Linked DNA regions of Homo sapiens: region 1 is linked to region 2. The links are chromatin loops, found by intact Hi-C in ENCODE. Cell type or tissue: mammary epithelial cell. All regions are shown on one strand. Region 1 overlaps MPP2 (MAGUK p55 scaffold protein 2). Region 2 has its middle 1.9 kb from the start of PPY.

Region 1 (2,500 bases), 66 kb after region 2:
TGCCCAATGTCCTCTCTGCTGCCTCATTGCTCCCCCATATAGTTCCAGACACCTGTCACCTGAACACGCCCATGTACCCCCTTTGCCCTCAACTACTGCTAGAAACCCAGCCCACCTGGAACCTTTCTCAGCCTTCCAGAGTCCCCACTCCTCCTCTAGTCTCCTCCAGTCACCCCAGCCACCTGCCAGCTGTTTGTCATTTGTCCCAGGACTCATGTCCCAGACCCCCGGGCACCCTTTTCTCATCCACTCCCAAGTGCTCACCCCAACCCCAGTTACCCTCACAGCCTTTCTCTGGTTCCTAGGACAGACATGGGGATATACTCCCTACCTTGCCTTCTCCTTCTGCAGGCGGTGAAGGTGCTACGAACGGCCGAGTTTGTCCCTTACGTGGTGTTCATCGAGGCCCCAGACTTCGAGACCCTGCGGGCCATGAACAGGGCTGCGCTGGAGAGTGGAATATCCACCAAGCAGCTCACGGTGAGGGCTCTGAGGTGTGGGGGAGGGGTCTGATAGCTGCCTAGGGTGGTGGGGGACAGGCCTGAGCTGACAGAGAGAAGGAGGTGGTGTTGGGGAGGGACAGGGGCCTGCTCCAGTTATCAGTGAGGCAGGACGTGGTCCCCCCTGCATAGATGTGGAAGGGGAGGTCTGAGAGAGGAAGTCCAAAGTCTCAGAGTGAGCCAGGCACACACCTAGCCTGGGATACATGTGCTTCTGACTCAAGGCCCCCGGCTCAGCCCACTCTGCAGAGACAGAGTGCTGGCCAGAGAGAGTTCCCGAGGGCAACTGGGAGAGGTGGGCTGGAGGTGGGCCAGGTGAGCTTGGGTTGCTTACAGCTGGGGGAAAGCTGAAGGGTAGGAGAAAGCCAGAGGCGGGAAGGCTGGCTGGAGGGCTGAGTCAGCGTCAGGGAGCAGGCAGCGCCTGGAGGAGAGGCTTCAAGGCCTCATTGCAGAACTCCAGCCCCATCCTCCTTCCTATGTCTTGCTGCGCCTTCCCAGGAGGTGGAGGGTTTGCGGCGCTCTGAGCGCAGGGGTCCCTCTGCTGGCCATGCCTGGTGCTGCAGCATTCCGGCCCCAGGTCAGAGCGTGCCTGGGGCCCAGGAGAGGCTGTCTAGGCTGGCACCCTTCTGCCAATGACCCCCTTAAGGAGCTCTGGACCTTTGCCTGATCCCCATTCTGGGCACCTCCTCCTTGGCAACAGGTGTGGCCAACTGGAGCTGTTGGGATGCAGCTAGCTTCAGCTTATTTAAGTCAGTTGTCAAGTACCCTTCCTCACCCCTGCCCATCCAGCTTCCACTGGGTCGAGGGTGGGGTTGCCCTGGGTACTTGTGGATTGCCCTGGTACCAGCCTGTCTAGCTGCATAGGTAAGGCAGCCTAGTCAGACTTGAGGGAGCACTGGCTTGAGAGTCAGGCAGACCCTGTTTAGCCACTGACTGGCTATGTGACCTTTTTATACCTTCATTTTCTCTGCTATAAATGGGAAAGAATTAATCCTATCTTGCAGAGCTGTAGTGAAGATTATGTGGCATGCAAAGCATTTAGGGGTGTGATTGGCAGTTATTAAAGCTTATTTCCTCCCTTTCACTCACCATCTGTGGTTGATGGTGAGCCACTTTGAGGCACGCAGAGAGGGGCCCCTGCCTCCCTAGCCAGGGAGTCCACACCAGGGTTGGGCTTTGGGGAGGGGGAGTGGGGGCAGCTGTAGCTCCTTCTGACAGTGGGGGTGAGTTGTGGGCACTGACTGTAGGGAGGTCCCCTTGTGCCTGGGCAGGAGGCGGACCTGAGACGGACAGTGGAGGAGAGCAGCCGCATCCAGCGGGGCTACGGGCACTACTTTGACCTCTGCCTGGTCAATAGCAACCTGGAGAGGACCTTCCGCGAGCTCCAGACAGCCATGGAGAAGCTACGGACAGAGCCCCAGTGGGTGCCTGTCAGCTGGGTGTACTGAGCCTGTTCACCTGGTCTTTGGCTCACTCTGTGTTGAAACCCAGAACCTGAATCCATCCCCCTCCTGACCTGTGACCCCCTGCCACAATCCTTAGCCCCCATATCTGGCTGTCCTTGGGTAACAGCTCCCAGCAGGCCCTAAGTCTGGCTTCAGCACAGAGGCGTGCACTGCCAGGGAGGTGGGCATTCATGGGGTACCTTGTGCCCAGGTGCTGCCCACTCCTGATGCCCATTGGTCACCAGATATCTCTGAGGGCCAAGCTATGCCCAGGAATGTGTCAGAGTCACCTCCATAATGGTCAGTACAGAGAAGAGAAAAGCTGCTTTGGGACCACATGGTCAGTAGGCACACTGCCCCCTGCCACCCCTCCCCAGTCACCAGTTCTCCTCTGGACTGGCCACACCCACCCCATTCCTGGACTCCTCCCACCTCTCACCCCTGTGTCGGAGGAACAGGCCTTGGGCTGTTTCCGTGTGACCAGGGGAATGTGTGGCCCGCTGGCAGCCAGGCAGGCCCGGGTGGTGGTGCCAGCCTGGTGCCATCTTGAAGGCT
Region 2 (2,500 bases):
GATCAGCGAGGCCAGGCACGGTGACTCATGCCTGTAATCCCAGCACTTTGGGAAGCCGATGGGGGCAGATCATTTGAGGTCAGGAGTTTGAGACCAGCCTTGCCAACATGGTGAAACCTCATCTCTGCTGAAAAAGAAAAAAAGAAAAATCAGTGAGGGCAATCAGCGGTCATGCTCATCACCCTCTTGGTTTTTGCGTGTTCTTACCAGCTTCTTTATCTCATTCTATCAGCAGGGTCTTGTGACCCGTATCTTGTGCCGGCCTCCTATCTTGTCCTGTGACTAAAAATGTCTAACCTCCTGGGAATGCAGCCCAGCAGGTTGCAGCCTCATTTTACCCAGCCCTTGTTCAAGATGGAGTCGCTGTGGTTCAAACGCCTCTGACAGGAACACATCAAGATGAGTGAGAACCATTGCTGTGTTCTAGACATAGTGATGTAGTTAGGCTTTGCATCCCCACCAAATCTCATCTTGAATTGTAATCCCCGTAGTCCTCATGCGAAGGGAGAGACCAGGTGGAGGTCATTGAATCATGGGGGCAGTTTTCCCCATGCTGTTCTCGTGATAGTGAGTGAGTCATCACGAGAGCTGATGATTTTATAAGTTGCTCTTCTCCCCTTTGATCAGCACTTCTCCTTCCTGCCGCCTTGTGAGAAAGGTGCCTTGTTTCCCCTACGCCTTCCACCATGATTTTAAGTTTCCTGAGGCCTCCCCAGCCATGCTGAACTGTGAGTCAATTAAACCTCTTTCCTTTATAAATGACCCAATTTCAGGTAGTTCTTTTTGTTTTTTGTGTGTTTTTTGAGATGGTGTCTCACTCTGTTACAGCCCAGGCTGGAGTGTAGCGGCACGATCTCGGTTCACTGCAACCTCTGCCTCCCTGGTTCAAGTGATTCTCCTGCCTCAGCCTCCCAAGTAGCTGGGATTACAGGCATGCGCTACCACGCCCGGCTAATTTTTGTATTTTTAGTAGTGATGGGGTTTCACCATGTTGGCCAGGCTGGTCTTGAACTCCTGACCTCAGGTGATCCGCCTGCCTCAGCCTCCCAAAGTGCTGGGATTACAGGCGTGAGCCACTGCGCCTGGCCTCGGGCAGTTCTTTTCAAAGCAGTATGAGAAGGAACTAATACACATGGCCATGCAGTGTAGAAAGCACATCTACTACCACTTCCTCCTGGATTGTCACCACATCCCTGAGAGGACCCAGAAGAGGAATCTGTTGTTTGCAAAGGAGAAAAATGAAAGCTACGGTTTGGTTGACATTTGTGGAGTGCCTGTTATTTCTTAGGCACTTAGGTTTACCTCTGCGACAGGATAGAACTGTAAGTGGCCCTGGCATCTGAGTCAATCCCTAGATCCATTGTCTGTTGGGTGGGGCTGGGTCCCCACATGAGTAGCAGCCAGAACAGGTCCCTCCAAGGCCATGGTCCTGTGGGAGCTCAGATCCTTTTAACTAGGGTTGGAGCCTGGCGCCCTCTGGCGGCGAGCTGCAACCTCTACCCGCCAAACCCAAGGCCAGGCTGAGACCAGCCACCAATTCACACCCTTGTTTTGCAAGTGGAAAACCTCAGTCCAGAGAAAGGCCCGGGCTTGCTGAGACAGAATGACTTTCGTATTTGCTTTGTGGAATGTAAGTTGTCTGGTGAAGCATTATTGCTCTTCTTGTTAACCAAAATCAAAATTGAGAGGGTCAAGGCAGAACACTGATGTTTGCTGAGCCTTCCTTTATTCTCCCTATCTTCAGATGGGTGTGATGAGCCTATTTTACTGAGAGGAAAAGTGAAGCTCAGAGAGGCTAAAGAAATTACTTTCCCAGGCTCACAGAGCCAGCCAATGCAGAGCCAGGATTTGGACCCAGGTCTGTCTGACTCTAAGCCCACCCTGCCAGATCCCTGGAGTTTCACCTCCAGTCCCCTCTTCCCCAACAGTCCCCCCCATCTCCCAACTTCTTGGTATACTGATCTGGGACAGCAGAACGTCAGCAGTCATAAGTCCTTAGCTCCGTACTTGGTGTCACCGTGTCATTCAGACACAGCCAGTTACCACTCCTTGGCCTAAGCAGGGGAGGGAGACTGGGGGTTGGGAAGAGACGCTGGGCAGGGGAGACTCAGGGGCTTCTGGTGGGGATGGATTAGTGGGGTTGAGAATCTAAGCCAGAATTCGGAACCTCGGTAGCTATGAGATCTTGAGCAAGCGTCTTTACCTCTGTGAGCCTCAGGTTTCTCAGCCAAAAAGTGGGAAATTATAACAATACTTTGACGGCCCCACTTAGGAAAAAAAACAGTCCAGGTTTGGAGTTAAATTTTGGGGTCTGACTGGCTGTGGGGTTTGGGGCCAGTGATTTGACATCTCTGAGCAGATTTCAGATCCTGAATCTGTAAAATGGGTTGTTGTGGGGATTTAGTGAGGTGACTGAGCTGGCAGCACTTTGGAAAATGTGAGGCTTTACAAATGAAGCTGGTTTTTAGCACTTCCCTGGAATGGGGGCTCTGAGATGGGG

What was found. Hi-C counts contacts between places; a loop is a spot of excess contacts. Peaks named below come from ENCODE experiments on the same cell type or tissue, not always from the same donor. Only the 100,000 strongest peaks of a DNase experiment are listed, where the experiment ranks them.
Region 1: it touches region 2 in a loop (6-fold over the local background); 10 of 110 quality-filtered maps call a loop at or near these places.

The regions. Positions count from the first base shown.
Region 1 is chr17:43,877,255-43,879,754 of GRCh38, reverse strand. MPP2 (MAGUK p55 scaffold protein 2) reads left to right here. Exons shown (of 13, transcript NM_005374.5): 12 at 352-480; 13 at 1,772-2,500. The coding sequence ends at 1,948. Among named protein-coding and RNA genes, the nearest start is that of MPP2, 29 kb to the left of the region's middle. RefSeq lists an enhancer at 880-1,174. In mammary epithelial cell, a CTCF peak has its summit at 1,042 (motif pointing left); a DNase peak (open chromatin) is centred at 964.
Region 2 is chr17:43,943,141-43,945,640 of GRCh38, reverse strand. It overlaps a transcript of PPY not described here. Among named protein-coding and RNA genes, the nearest start is that of PPY, 1.9 kb to the right of the region's middle. In mammary epithelial cell, a CTCF peak has its summit at 1,489 (motif pointing left); a DNase peak (open chromatin) is centred at 1,510.